5 separate regions of the Homo sapiens genome follow, and regions 1, 2, 3 and 4 are each linked to region 5. A link is a contact called in ENCODE Hi-C data. All regions are on one chromosome and are shown on one strand. Each heading gives the region's core, a stretch centred on a gene start or an enhancer-like site at or near the end of the contact. The rest is flanking DNA. Distances are from core to core; before and after follow the strand shown. Region 1 holds the start of PRXL2B (peroxiredoxin like 2B). Region 2 overlaps TTC34 (tetratricopeptide repeat domain 34). Region 3 holds the start of TMEM52 (transmembrane protein 52). Region 4 overlaps SKI (SKI proto-oncogene). Region 5 holds the start of WRAP73 (WD repeat containing, antisense to TP73).

Region 1 (2,723 bases), core at 140-2,639, 1.1 Mb before region 5:
GGGGCCCTTCCTGCCCAGCCCCAGATGGTAGAGGGGCCCCCTCCTGCACAACTCCAGAGGGTAGAGGGCCCCTCCTGCACAGCCCGAGACGGTAGAGGGGTAGCCCTGGTCTCTGGGGGCTGCACTCCTGGGCTCTGGAGCTGCCACAGCTCCTCCCTCCTAGTGCTTCCCCTTCCTTGTTTTGCTTTTTGCCCTTTCTGACATAGTGACGACTTCCGTTTCGCAGTCTGGACCTTCACCACCCCAGGGCGAGGGCACAGGCGAAGCAGCAGCACCCCCCCGGGGCCTCTCTTTATTTGGAATACAGTGTGGGGGCTCCCCCTTCCTTCTCCAGCCCGCCCAGGCCCCTGGAGCTGTCCTGGGGCCTGGGGAGTGAGGACCCGTGCCAGCAGCACAGACTCTGCCAGGCCGGGCCCGCTCAGGTGGGAGCCCAGGCCGGGTGAAGCTGTGACCCGGCCCTCACCCCAACTCGGTGACAAAAGCTATCACAGGGCTGCAGTGGGGGAGGAACAGGACGCATCTGCCAGGCACCTGACCCGCAGTGCACTTCTGGGAGCTGTGCTTATCTCCCCGGGGTCTATTTCGCCCCAAGGTTTGGCGGGTTAAAAGCTGATATGCAACCGGCACGACATGAACAGTATTTCATGATTAAAGACATCGCGTCCATGTATAATTGAGATGCTGCCGCATTTGCGGGGATTTTCAAGCGAAAACCAGGCCACGTGGAAAGGCTAAGCCCTCGCACCCCCCCGCCCCCCACTGCTGGGACCCCCGCCCCGCGGGAGACCCCGGCCCGCGGTCCCCTATGCCCGCGACCCCTGCGCTCACCCTCTCCCCTCAACCCTGAGTCCAGCCCAGTCTCGCGCGAGGCCGCAGGGAGACCCCCGCCGCTCCCTGGACCACCCCTGGGCCCACCGTACCCAGCCGCTCCCCGGCGCCCCCCGGGACGACCCCGAGCCGGCTGCCCGCCTCCCGCCGCATTCCGCACAGGCGCACCGCGCACCGAGGGCCGCACCGCCCAGCTCCGCCTGCTGCGCCAATGGCCGACGGGGTCCAAGTCGGCGGCCCAACGGAGAGGCGGGGCTAGGGGCGGGACCAGGACGCGGGACAGCAACTGTCCCGCAAGGCCCGGATTGAGGAGGCGGGAGGGACCGAAGCAGGCGGACCCAGGATTTGGCGCCGCGATCTCGAGGCTTGGCCTGGAGTAGGAGGGGAAACAAGGCGGGACTAGGGGCGAATCCGAGGGGGCGGAGCAGGGCTCGGGGTGCGGTCGGGGGCGTGGCCGGGGCGCGCTGCGGCCATCTTGGGGGCGGGCCCGGGGCGGAGACGAGCCCGAAGGGGCGGGGCCTCGGCGGCAGCAAGAAAGGCGGGACCGGGGCATCTCGGGGCGGGGCTTGGGGCTGGATCTATGAGCCGGGAGCGGGGATCCAGGAGCGAGGAGCCGGGAGCGGGGAACAGGGAGTCGGGGAGCCGGGAACCAGGGCTGGCAGCGGCCGCCATGAGCACGGTGGACCTTGCTCGCGTGGGCGCGTGCATCCTGAAGCATGCGGTGACCGGGGAGGTGAGGCCGGGTGGACGCAGGGCGGTGGGCGCGTCCCTGGCTCCTTGCCCGGGCGTCCTGGCAGCGATGGGGTGGTGGGGGCCGCGGGGCCTGGGCGGGGCTGGGGGCAACGGGGCGCGCCCATGACCCAGCCGCCCGGCAGGCCGTGGAGCTGCGGAGCCTGTGGCGGGAGCACGCGTGCGTGGTGGCCGGGCTGCGGCGCTTCGGGTGCGTGGTGTGCCGCTGGATCGCCCAGGACCTCAGCAGCCTTGCTGGGCTCCTGGACCAACACGGCGTGCGCCTGGTGGGCGTAGGGCCCGAGGCCCTGGGTCTGCAGGAGTTCCTGGACGGCGACTACTTCGCGGGAGGTGCGTCCTGTTCCCCGCCGCGGCGGCGCACATACCCTTCCCTAAGCTCAGGGCGTTCGGGGCCCTTTCCTGCCCAACCCCGGCCCTTCTGTCTGCTGGAGCGGCCTTGATATGCCCACGGGTCAGCGTCCCTCATCTCTCCCTGCCTCCCCGCCCCGCAGCTGGTGGCTGGGTGGTGCCCTGCACAGACCTGGGCCCAGCAGCAGAGTCTGGACGAGCTCTGCCCCGCCGGCTCCACCTGTTGCCTCTGGGACTCAGCCCCTCTTCTGAGGGGAGGGGGGACACTCAGCCCCGTTTTACCCCTCCCTGCCCTGCGGGGGTGGGCTGAGCACGGAGGGTGGGCAGAGGAACAGAGGGTCGGAAGGAGGAGGGCGATTCTTTGTGGTGAGTGGGTTGGGGGCTGGTTCTGCGCCTGGGGCACACACATGTGGCTTCCGCTTTCCAGAGCTCTACCTGGATGAGAGCAAGCAGCTTTACAAGGAGCTAGGCTTCAAGCGGTGAGTGGGGGCGGGAACCCTTGGGTAGCGTGGGGTGGGGGGCCCAGGGGTTCCCACCGCTCCCTGCCACCTCCTCTCCCTGCTGCCCTCTGTGGTGCTGTCCACTCGGGCCTTCCTGGGCAAGGCGGCTCTGGTGGCACTGTTGACCAGCCCTTCTGCCAGGCCTTCTCTTGGGTGCTGGGTGACTGTAATGAGCCACCTCGTCCGGGGCTTACTCTCGGTGTCCAGACCACCTCGTGGGGTGGAGCCTCGTGGCCCATCAGGGGCCATCCTAGCTTTCTGGTGTCTGTGCCACAGGCTGCTTCCTTTGCTTGGCAG
Region 2 (2,717 bases), core at 23-2,522, 1.0 Mb before region 5:
CCAGTCACTGTAGCCAGCAGCCTGAGGATGCCTCCCTCCGGATTCTGGCCTTCAGTCTCTTCAGGCCACGGTGGTCGGGGTCCACCAGGAGGCCGCTCTCTACCGCCGTCCAGGCCTCTGCGTGACGCTGCTCCTCCAGGCAGCACTGCCCGCGGAGAAGGAACATGCGTGCAGTGGGGGCCCGGCCTGGCTGCCTGCACAGGCTGTTCTGGGCCAAGGAGGGCGCCAGCTTCAGGGCCTGGGCAAAGGCCCCTGCGGCCGCCGCCTCATCCCCCAGGCTCAGCAGCAGGCGACCCTGACGGCAGAAGTCCTCTGCCCGCCTTGGGAGGTCACCATCCCCCAGCGCCTCCTGGAGCACATGGTCCAGGTCCCTAAGGGCCCGGCCAAACTCCTGCAACTCGGCCAGGCAGGTGGCCCGCAGACGCAGGTGACAGGCACTGCTGCCACTGGCCAGGACAGACAGCGAACAGTAGCCCAGCGCCTGCCTGGGTTGCCCTGCGTCCAGGAGGGTGCCGGCTTCCTGGGCCGCCGCCTGCACAGAGGACACAGAGAGAGGCAGGGAGAGTGGGGTCAGCCCCAAAAGCCCGGCCGCCCCTGCCCTGCAGAGGTCCTCTGCACAGCCAGCTTCTGCTGGCTCCCTGGGGATGGCGGGGCCCTGGGCTGCACAGGAGCTGCCCGCTGCTTCTGGAGGGGCTGGCTGACCATGGGCAAGGGCAGGAAGGGGGACCCAGGGTAGAGGACCCCTCCCTGCAATTCCCACTGCCCTGGAACCTGCCAAAGTGCTGTTCCGACCCTTGGCCCAAGGCCTGGCATCCTTGCCCACTGCTCTTCTCCCTGGGCCTCGGATCAGGGACCTGGATTTACCTCCTCATGGTCCCCTCCTGGCAGCCCTACCGCCCCACCGGCTGGGCCCAGGTTCCCTTGACTGGGTGACCACACCGGCCTCCTCCCTCGGTCCCTCTGGGCCAAGTCACCTCTCCATCGGGCCCTCTGAGGGGGCTGCTGCCCAGCCCTTCCACTCTGCCCACCTTCTGAAGGCTGCTCCAGGCCTCTGAGCACGTGCACCCTAGCCCCTCTCCCTGGGGCTGCTGGACGGAGGGCACAGCCTGTGCTGTGGGCTGCTGCTGGCCAGGCCTGCCTGCCCCCCCCACTCCTCCCGGGCACTTTCCTGAGCCCACCCAGGCCCAATCGCCTCATCTCTGACCCAGTTTTTTCACAGAGTCAACCACGACCAGAAATCCGCTCGCCTCGCTGGGCTCCTCCTCCGCTCAAGAATCTGCAGGGGTTCCCCGCTGCCTGAGGAACACGCCAAGGTGCAGGCCCCGCCTTTCTCGCTGGCGCTGCCTCTCTTCCAGCAGCCCGGCGGTCCTCGACGCTACCTCCCCCGGGGGGCGCAGCGCACCCAGGACCCCGCCAGGCTTGGCCGCACGGGGCGAAGCCGAGGCCCACGCCCGGGGTCCGTGCAGGGAGCGAGGGGGTCCCACGGCCCCGGCTTTGCTGCTGGGCTCCCGCAGGGCACAGTGTGGCCTCTTCTGCCAGCTGTGAGCGGCGCTGAGCAGGGCAGGGGCTCGAAACCCCGTCCCTCGCCTGCGGTGCGGCCCGCGGGACCGCCCCTCTCCGGGCGGAGGCACCTGACCCCGACCCGTAGTTCACGGCCCGGGGTGGTAGTGAAGCCTCGGCCCGCGCAGGACCCGCACATTTGGGCCGGGTCCATGGCAGCAGGAGGGCGAGGCCCCGAGCAGCTGTCGGACCCCGGGAGCCCCCAGGCCGCCCCAGTGGGGAAGGGCGCTCAATCCGACCCCAGACTCCCCTGAGCCCGCGGCTCGGGCCGCGCAGGCGCAGTGCCACCCGGAGGGGGCCGCCTGCCGAGGGGCGGGGCGCAGGAAGCGGGGCGAAACCACTGTTGGCTCATTTCCGGGTGGGTCCCCGTCTCCAGGCAACCATTTCGCGTCCTGCAGATTCTTGCCTGTGCCGGGAGCCGCCTCCTGGCGCCGCAGCCCAGCCGTATTCTGCAGCCTCGGAGACCCGCGTCCAGCCCCGCCTCCGGGCTCGGTGACCCCCGTTCAGGAGACCCCATCTAGCCGCCTCCTCTGGGCTCCGGGACCATGGCCCCAGCCAGGCTTCCCGCCCCCTGCCAGGCCCTGCTCCCACCTCGAAGACCCCAGCACAGACCCCTCCTCCTGGCTTGGAAACGCCCAGTCCCTCTGGGAGCTCTGAGACCCCACCCCGCCCAGCCCGGCCGCCTCCTCTAGGTCCCGATAACCCAATCTCAGCGTTGCTCTTCAGCTCGGGGGGGGCAGCGGCGCCCCCTCTGCAGCACCGAACTGCCCCTTACACTGGTGTAGCCCCGACTCCGCCATGAGCTCCCTGTTCTTCCTAGTGTGGTTTCTGTTTTCCTAAGTGGCCCCGGAGTGCTAGAACCCGCTGGTGTCAGGAAGCATTAAGGAGGTGAAATCCTGCCCAGGCCCCACTGGGGTGTAGTTCTGCCTCTGGGACCCCAAAGCCTGCTGTGCTCTTGGCCTCCCAGCCTGCCTTGTCCCCACGTGCCTTCTCCCGGCCTGCCATGGGTTTGGGGTGGGCTTCCTGCCGGGCAAGGTGCCCCTGGCTGGCTCAGTCTGGCCCTGAGGGCAAGGTCCTCTTCCCTCTCTTGCACCCAAGTCACCTGTGGCTTATACTTCCCATACAAAGAGGCTGAGAGGTCGGTGGGGTTGTAGGGC
Region 3 (2,787 bases), core at 265-2,764, 1.7 Mb before region 5:
CCGGTGTAACATGGCACCGAGGTTGGGGCCACAGCAATGTGTGGGACGGTGGGGTGGGCTGGGGCCCTTGGCTCCAAGCATTAGTTCTCCAAGCTCTGGTCCGTTCTCCTACCTCCTTCAAGGGGCACCAGGGCTACAAGGTGGTAGTTGAGTATTGGGGCCCGACTCCTGGGGCACTGGAGTGGTCTCTAGGCCCGAGGCCCCAAGGAGAGGGCTGGGTTTCTGGGAGAGTGCTGGTCCTTCCTCTCTGGGCTTGGCCATCTTGACAGCTTCATCGTAGGAGGGTGGAGGCTCCGGGGTGTACAGGCTGTAGGCAGGAGGAGCCATGGAGTCCAGGTCCAGCTCCCCAAAGGGCAGGGGCAACCGCATGCCCAGTGGGTACTGCACGGAGCTGTAGGCTGCAGGGAACCAGAGTGGGTTCGTGGAGGCGGGCTTGGCATTTACCCCCGCCATCTCCACCCTCAACTGGCGGGCCCCTAGGCACTCACAGGTCACAGTGCTGTGTACAGGGCTGTCACTGTCCATAGGGATGACTGCCACGTCGCAGGGCTGCCGTGCTGGTGGCAGATGTGGCTGGGCCTGTGCCTGCTTCCGGAGGCAGCAGAACCGGACACAACCAGCTGTGACACCACACAGCAGAAGCAGGAGGACCGCCAGCAGGATGAGCCTAGGAGAGCAAGGCTCTACCACTGGACTGACCCTCGGCCACCGGGCACCTGCACCCTGGGGAATGTCGTGGCACAACCACCGAAGACAGGTTAACAGGATAAAAAGCAGACAATGTCTCTCCATGTCGGAGACCGCCGTGGCCAGAGCCTGGCCTCGGGCTGCTGGGCCTGCCCTGGCTATCTCTCCTGGGCTGGCCAGGGGTGGCCTTGGGCTCACTCCCAGGACTCGCTGTCCTCAGCGAGTGCCCCACTGCTGAGCGGGATCGTAGGGGACTCCCGCGGAGGCCAGGCGGGAGAGGTGGGAGGGAAGGTCCTGCTTGCTCCAGGTCAGTTCCCGCCAGCGGCCGGGACTGGGCGACAGCGGAGGCGGCCTGGTGAGGTAAGGGCCTGGCGGGCCTGGCCCCGGTGACCCCCGCCCCAGAACCGTCGGACGCACGGCTCCGCCGCGGCCTCCACTTACCCCACGTGCCACAGGCTGCTCCAGCGGGCCTGGGGCGGGCACCTGTGGGGACGGCGGCACCTGGAGCAGGCGGGGCATGGGACGGCCGACCTCGCCACCCGTGCCTCCCCATAGGGCGGGGCCAGGCCCCGGCTCCCTCCCCCCCGACTTACTGGTCCGAGGGGTCGCAGCTGCCGTCCGCGAAGCCCAGCGCCACCTGTGGGGACAAGGGTGAGCCCGGGAGGGGCGTGGTCCGAGCAGGGACCCGCCCCGCGGTGGCCGAACCGAGAGAGAACGCCGCCCGACCCACCTGCGGCAGCGGCAGGAGCGGCAGGAGCGGCAGGAGCGGCAGCAGCAGCCGCAGTCCGCGGGCGGCCAGCGGCCCCCGGGCCATGCTCTGAGGAGGTTGGAGCAAAGCCCGGCGGCGCGGCTTTATGGGGCCCCGCCCACCACAGGACACACCCACCACATGACACGCCCACAGAACGCCCGCTCAGAGTAAACCCCGCCCACCGGGCCCCGCTGGCCGCAGGCCCCGCCCACAGGCGCACACGCCTACTGGACGCCCCACGCAGGGTAAACCCCGCCCTCCGGGCACCGCCCAGAGCAAACCGCGTTCGTCGCAGGCCTCGCCCACAGGACGCCTCACGCAGCATAAACCCCGCCCACTGGGCCCCGCCCAGTGCAAGCCTTGTTCGCCGCAGGCCCCGCCCACAGGAGCCCTCGCCCACGAGACGCCCCCATTCGCTGGGCCTCCACTCAATGCAAACCCCGCCCACTGGCCCCATGCCCAACGTAAGCCTCGCCCACCATACCCCGCTCAGCGCAATCCCCTCCCACTGGGCCACGCCCAACGTGTTCAGAGGGCTTGTCCGCCACAAGCCCTACCCCGCAGCTCCACCTGGCCCAGACTCGTGAGGCGACGGTGGGTCTCGTCCTCAGCCCGGGCACGGCGCCTTAACCTCGGCCGAGCGTGGCCTGCTCTGCTGCTGGTCTGGGCGTGGCCCGGGGACCCTCGGGAGCTGGCCTGGAAAGTCGTGGCTGCCTTGGGTGTGGTCCCTCGGGTCCAGTCTCGCAGGCGGGCTCCAGGTGGACTGTAGGGTAACGCCACCAAGATGCTGGGCATCCCGAACTTGGTGTTTGGACACTTGATTGTGGACCTGCGCTGCAGGCGCTGTCTGGGGGCTGGCCCAGGGGGCTGGAGCCTGGCCCTGGCTCTGGGCTGTTGAGGCGCTGGGTGCAGACCACTTTCCCAAAGCACTTGGCCTTGGGGGCCATGCCCCACCTGGGGAATGTGACCTCCATTCCCGAGGGCCACAGGGAGCCCAGTGCCCTTCCCTCAGCCTGCAATGTCTGCTGCTCCCTGTGCAGGGGCAGGCCTGGGGCCATTTCTTCCAGGGGGACCCCAGACCCTTATCCCTCTGCCACCAGGCCAGGGGCCCTGTTAGGCTCTTGGTGCCCTCTGCTCCCCGTGGGACCAACAGCACACCGTCTCTCTGGTGGTCAGGCTAAGGGAGGTGGTCAGCACAGCAAGGGGCAGGGTCCATCTTACTGCAGGAGGGGCATGCACCCCTTGCTCAGAACTGTTCCACATGTGGGCGCTGCTCAGTGTCCCCCACCCCTACCACAAGGGCAGTGACCCTGGAGGGCAGGGCCTCCTCTGCGTGGCTCTTCTGCCCA
Region 4 (2,700 bases), core at 201-2,700, 1.3 Mb before region 5:
GGGTGGCATCCCAGGCCTGAAGACGGCTGTCTGCTTCCTGGGGCTTTGAGAAACCAATACTGCTCAGGTGACAGTCCCTCTGAGAGTGTCACTTCCTCCGCCCACAGGGGCGCAGACACCTTCTATTTTACACGTTTCTCTCCGTTTCTCTGATGCTGCAGAGAGCCCGCCCTGAGAGCCGGGAGTCGCCTGATGAGGGGTCGGCAGGGGTCTTAACGGAGTCATGTCTCCGAAGGCTCGTCCTGGCTCCCTGAAGACCAGGAGCGTCCCTGGCCCCAAGGATGGCCCTGAGCCCATCTGCCTCAACCCTCCAGATCTGCAGGGTCCTCGGCCACCCCCCACTGAGCGGATTGGGCTCGGGGCCCCGGGCCTACGGTCCTCCCGCCACCTCCACGGGGCGGCTGTTGGGGCCCCACCAGGCAGAGCCGTGTTCTCAGGCGTTGGCTCTCATGGAGGTGGCCTGAGGCATCTGACTCTTTCCCCTCAAGGAGTCTCTGAGTCTCCCGGAGTCAGCGCCGGCTGTTGTGGCTTTTCCCCGGGTGATAACTGAGCCGAATTTCCGCGCCCGCTTCAGTGGCTGCTTAGACAGGAAGCTCCACCCAGCCGGGCGTCCTCGGCCTTCTGTGCCTCTCGGGAGGGTCCGCATGATTCCGGAAGGGGCTCTGCTGCAGCTAGGATGGCACCCGCCCCTGCCAGGCATAGGCACAGCACCCTGCGGTCAGGGCCTCCGCCAGACGTCATCAACACTCACTTCCCCTCGAAAGCCGCCACATAGAGGGGGTATTTTCAGTGTCTTTTTTCCTGAACAGCTATTTTAGTGTCTCTGAAAAAAACCATCCACAGCCGTGAGCCTTCAGGGGCTGCCTGCCCTGCGTCCCCGGCCCTGTGCGCCCGAGCACTTATCTTTCTCCCTTGGGCCCAGGTCAGAGCCAGGCACCTGCCCCTCCCCTGGCCCCACCCTGCTTGTTCCCTGAGGGCTGCAGGGTGGGTGCACGTGCTGCAGGGGAGGCCACGGGCTTTGGCCAGATCTTCCCCCAGGGCCCTCCATCCCCATAATTGGAGCACCTTGATGGACAGCCTGCCCTGCGCCCCATCTTCCCCCTAGGGAAGCAGGGTCCCTGCTGCCTCCAGGAGGCTGGTTCCTGATGCAGCGTCTTCTCCTAGAGTCCTGGAGGTGGGAAGAGCCCCCGGCCCTGAGTGTGCTCTGTCCACCAAGGCTTCCTGGCTGAGGGCAAGGGCGGAGCCCCCACCGCCCGACTTTGCTGCCTCCTCTTGAGGTTGGCCTCGGCAGAGTGAGTGGGACCTCACCCCTGTGAAGGGCCCCTTGCCCTGTGTGGCCTGTTCTGCATTGGCCTGTGGTGTAGACCTGGTGCCAGCTGCCCTGGAGACTCTGTGCTGTCCTGTGGGGTCTTTGGCAGTAGAGGAATGGCCCATTTTACGGAGACTGCCCTGTGATTTTGCTTGGGAAGAGACCTTGGGTCTCAGTTGTGCCTTGCGGGCAGCACCGTCTCAGGGGTTTCCAGCCGCAGGGCTGTGGGAGTTCACGTTTGCCTGAGGCTGGATGTACCGGCTCAGGCCCCCAGCACACAACCCACATCACTCACTGGCTCTTGGGGGATGTGCCTCAGCACCTGACACACAACACCTGGTTCTGAGTGGGCTGGGTCCAGGCACCTTCGCTAAGCTTCCTCCACCAGCGGGACCTGGTTCTGGGTGGGCTGGGTCTGGGCACCTTCGCTAAGCTTCCTCCAGCACCGGGGCTGGCAAGGAGCGAGGCAAAGGTGTGTGTGGTGCCATCCTGTAGGAGCCAGGCTCCTTGGGGATGGTGTCCTTCATTTTGAAAATGTTTCCTTCCCATGGGGAGGGGGCAGCCAGAATGCCCACTCTTTAATGCACCTGTGCCAGTGGCCCACAGGGACACGGTGTCCCCTCCCCGCGACCACCCCTGTGCCGCAGCTGCCCTTCCCAGACGCATCCGTCGTGAGTGGCTCTCGCCGTGCTGTGGCTGGTTGAGCTGAGTGCCCAGCGCTGGGCACCCTCTGAGGACACACTCGGGTTCTAGGAAAGGGGTTTGGCAGGAGAAGGACGAGGGACTCCTGGCCAGGCTGAGCCGCTGTGGAAGGGGAGAGTGGGTCTTGGTGCTCCATCCCAAACCTGCTGCAGCCGTGGGTGAGGTCACCCGGAATGGCAGGACAAGGTCCACTCTGTTCTCTCGGAGATGACTTGTCCCTCAGCACAGCCTCCACGTGCCTGTTGCGCGTGGCCTAAGGGCCTTTATGCAAAGTGAACTTGGTCTCCTGGGGGGTGCCCTGGAATCTGCCTTCTGCGCCACTCAGGGTCGTTTGTGGCCGGAGTGCATGGGGCTCTGACTGCCATGTGCCAGCCACGGGGCTGGTGGAGGGACCCTGCCCTGGGAACCACAGGTGCCAACAAAACCTTTCATTGATCGCAGGTCTCCTCTGAGCCTCCGGCCTCCATAAGACCCAAAACAGATGACACCTCTTCCCAGTCCCCCGCGCCTTCCGAAAAGGACAAGCCGTCCAGCTGGCTGCGGACCTTGGCCGGCTCTTCCAATAAGGTGCTGTGGGGCCTGTCGGGGTCCTTGGGGTGGTGGGTACTGGGCCCTTCTCCTTGGGCAGACCCAGCGGCTGGCAGCTCCACCTGCCCGCTACTGAGGGCTGGCACCCGGCGCAGCCTCAG
Region 5 (2,747 bases), core at 205-2,704:
TTCCAGTAACAGATCATTACCAAGTGTTTCAGGGTATTTTGACCAGAGTGTACAAGCTGGAAAAAAACACCCAAGTTAAGCAAGCAGATGTAATCTTTCTCCTTATAATTCACTGAAATTTTCATAAATGGTAAAAACAAAAAACAAACCTCTCATTTAATTGAGGAGGGGGGCACATTGAAAATATACCAAGGCTGAGATGCCATTTAAACTAATGAGGTTTTCTGTTTTGTAGCTGATGCTATTTTATGTGATTTGGAATAAAACCTCCCTGAAGAGGTAAAAAACGTAATTTGAGAGTTAAACTCTCAAAAGCTAGACAGAGCACAGGAATGTCAGGAGTGGCAAAACCTGAAAAAGCATCATGATACATCAGTCAGTTAGTACAGGTGGTGGATAAGGAAAACGAAGCCCACTTTTTACGAGGCATGTTTCTTCTTAGTGGCTTTCCAATGCCAATTGTCCCCCTCTTCTGAGGACATACATACTAGGCATCCGGGTTATCCCTCTCTTCTGAGGATATACACTACTAGGCATCCAGGTACATACACTATATGTTTTGAAGCTTAAAGTTATAGCTCTGTGATTTAAGCACCCTTCTGCCACCCATGGAACGAAGACCTCAAATCCCAGCCATGAGGACAACTACTTCCTTACCTGGGGATAGAATACTAGTATTTAAATCATTTATTCGGCATGTGGTAGAGGAGAAGAGAATTAGAGGAGAAGTAGAGATGACAAAGTAGCCACACCACTTACCAGTTTACAGGCAACAGAATCATCAATTTGCCTTTTGTGACAAAGTAACAACAAAGAGCCGACATCTCCTATACCCTCACCTGTGTGCAGTCGGCACTGCCGATACCCACCTTTCCAAGGGCACCTCCCCAGACCCCCCACCTGTCTACGGTATCTTCCTGGGTCCCGCACCTGCCCGGGCACCTGCCGGGGTCCTGCACCTGTCCGGCCCCCATATCTGCTTGGGGTACCTGCCTGGGCCCCGCACCTGCTTGGGGTACCTGCCTGGGCCCCGCACCTGCTTGGGGCACCTCCCCGGGCCCTCCACCTGTCTAGGGTATCTTCCTGGGTCCCGCACCTGTCTGGGGCACTTGCTCAGACACTGCACCTGCCCCGGGTACCTGCCCGGGCCCCGCACCTGTCCGGGCACCGCACCTGCAGGATCCCCAAGCTGCCTCCACCCACGCGGCCGCCCCCGGCCCTGCCCGCCGGGGACGCTGGCACCGAGGATGTCCTGCCCGTGGCCCAGGTCCCCGCCGCTCACCAGGTACTTGCCGTCCGGGGAGAACTTGCAGAGTAAGCTGGAGAGCTTGAATACCTCGGAGAAGTTCATGGCCGCCGCCTGCCGCGGGCGCCACCCTGCGCCCGAAAACCCGCGGGACCCCTGGGCGCGCAGCAGGCTGCAACAGCCGACGCCGGCCTCCGAGGCCGGAAGTCAGAAGGCGGAAGTGAACTGCAGCCTATCAGCGCCGCCGGCTTCCGCGCGGCATTGTGGGGCTTGTAGTTCTTGTGCCGCAGGGCTTTAAAGGAAACGCCCACGTTTCTTCCGACCAGGGATTTCCGACCCGAGAACCTTACCTCAAAGGCCGGGAGGCCTTTGAGCACCTCCAGCTAGGGCTGCTGATAAAAATGTAGAAAGCACAGTAAAATTTGAATTTCAGATTCACAACAAATCTAGTTATAAGTATGTTCCCAAATATTGCACGGGACATGCTAATACGGAAAAATTACTCGCTAGTCTGAAATTCAAATTTAATTGAGCGACCTGTGTGTCTGCGTGTGTGTACACATGCATATATATATATTTATATTTATATGTAAATGTATGTTTACATGTAAATATATGTTTACCTACAAATATATCTTTAATAAGTAATACGGTGTCTGTCGCACATATATTATATCGTGTATGTAATGTATAAGTATTTATTTCGTTTGCTTGGGGTTTTGTTTGCTTTTGCTGAGTCCGACCCCTCTACCTGCCGCCTGGCCCTTGCCTCACGCTCCAGTGCCACTGAGATCAAGGAGAGAACGAATTTGCCGCTGACTGGGCAGAGCGAGCGCGTGGATCGCGGCCACCGCCCGTTCATCACCCGCGCGCATCTGGGCTGGCACCGGGCGAAGAATCGTGCGGGTCTGGGACCTGGGGGCCCAGAGGGAGCGAGCTCCTGCGCGGGCGCTCGGTCCGCAGGTTTCGCAGGCTCAGGGGCGTGCCTCGTTCTCACCCCCACTCCGGACCCCGGTCCTCTTCCCTAGACAGCGGCCCCCTCCACCCCTGGCTCCCGCAGGCCGCTAGTAGTCCGCGCCAGGCCCCGCCGGCGCCTCTAGGGCCCCCCAGATCGCGCAGACCCTGACATCCCCGCCTGGCCCTGGGTTCTGGGAGCTGAGAGCCGGCCAGGGTCCTGCTCGTACCTCCGGGCGCCCAGCCTCGGGTCTGCTCCCCGCGGACGCCCCAACCTCCCCGGCCGAATGGATGGTGGTGCGCGCGCGTCCTACTCCGGCGGTGCCGGCCTTTTCTGTTGCCAAAACTAGACCCAAACCTCTGCATGGGATTCGTCTTTGGGTCCCCACCCCGTGCGCCCAGCAAACAGTGGGTGAGCCATGAAGATGTGCGAGTCAGCCGGACCCTCCCCGTCAGGCGCGGACCCGCTGCGGCCAGAGAACCCAGTCTGCGCCAGCCCGGCTCGCTCGCGAAGCCACGGGCTTCACTGACGCGACTTTCCAAGACG

Evidence for each region. A loop is a pair of places that touch in the nucleus more often than their neighbours do. Pooled maps may share reads with other maps.
Region 1: a loop to region 5 is called in a map of uterus, with 6 times the contacts of the local background. The contact joins the promoter of PRXL2B here to the promoter of WRAP73 in region 5. A Hi-C loop is called at or near these places in 1 of 168 maps with a recorded cell type or tissue (uterus), 8 of 37 single-sample maps with no recorded cell type and 11 of 50 pooled maps.
Region 2: a loop to region 5 is called in a pooled map, with 20 times the contacts of the local background. The contact joins the enhancer-like site here to the promoter of WRAP73 in region 5. A Hi-C loop is called at or near these places in 6 of 50 pooled maps.
Region 3: a loop to region 5 is called in a pooled map, with 33 times the contacts of the local background. The contact joins the promoter of TMEM52 here to the promoter of WRAP73 in region 5. A Hi-C loop is called at or near these places in 2 of 37 single-sample maps with no recorded cell type and 6 of 50 pooled maps.
Region 4: a loop to region 5 is called in a pooled map, with 4 times the contacts of the local background. The contact joins the enhancer-like site here to the promoter of WRAP73 in region 5. A Hi-C loop is called at or near these places in 3 of 37 single-sample maps with no recorded cell type and 4 of 50 pooled maps.

The regions. Positions count from the first base shown.
Region 1 is chr1:2,585,388-2,588,110 of GRCh38, forward strand. PRXL2B (peroxiredoxin like 2B) reads left to right here and starts at 1,390. Exons shown (of 7, transcript NM_152371.5): 1 at 1,390-1,561; 2 at 1,704-1,908; 3 at 2,354-2,405. The coding sequence starts at 1,499. RefSeq lists an enhancer at 2,198-2,723.
Region 2 is chr1:2,641,364-2,644,080 of GRCh38, forward strand. TTC34 (tetratricopeptide repeat domain 34) reads right to left here. Exons shown (of 9, transcript NM_001242672.3): 9 at 1-532. The coding sequence ends at 5. Among named protein-coding and RNA genes, the nearest start is that of MMEL1, 9.7 kb to the left of the region's middle. Within about 2 kb of position 1,273, at least 32 of the 41 ENCODE cell types and tissues checked have a DNase peak (open chromatin) inside an H3K27ac peak, as active enhancers do.
Region 3 is chr1:1,917,765-1,920,551 of GRCh38, forward strand. It overlaps TMEM52 (transmembrane protein 52), which reads right to left and starts at 1,515. Exons shown (of 5, transcript NM_178545.4): 1 at 1,418-1,515; 2 at 1,281-1,324; 3 at 1,129-1,170; 4 at 489-667; 5 at 1-398. The coding sequence starts at 1,501. The coding sequence ends at 118. RefSeq lists enhancers at 832-1,633, 1,693-2,286, 2,287-2,787 and a silencer at 1,112-1,751.
Region 4 is chr1:2,300,526-2,303,225 of GRCh38, forward strand. SKI (SKI proto-oncogene) reads left to right here. Exons shown (of 7, transcript NM_003036.4): 2 at 2,453-2,578. Among named protein-coding and RNA genes, the nearest start is that of SKI, 74 kb to the left of the region's middle. RefSeq lists an enhancer at 634-693. Within about 2 kb of position 1,451, at least 34 of the 41 ENCODE cell types and tissues checked have a DNase peak (open chromatin) inside an H3K27ac peak, as active enhancers do.
Region 5 is chr1:3,648,649-3,651,395 of GRCh38, forward strand. It overlaps WRAP73 (WD repeat containing, antisense to TP73), which reads right to left and starts at 1,455. Exons shown (of 12, transcript NM_017818.4): 1 at 1,283-1,455. The coding sequence starts at 1,351. RefSeq lists an enhancer at 1,676-2,519.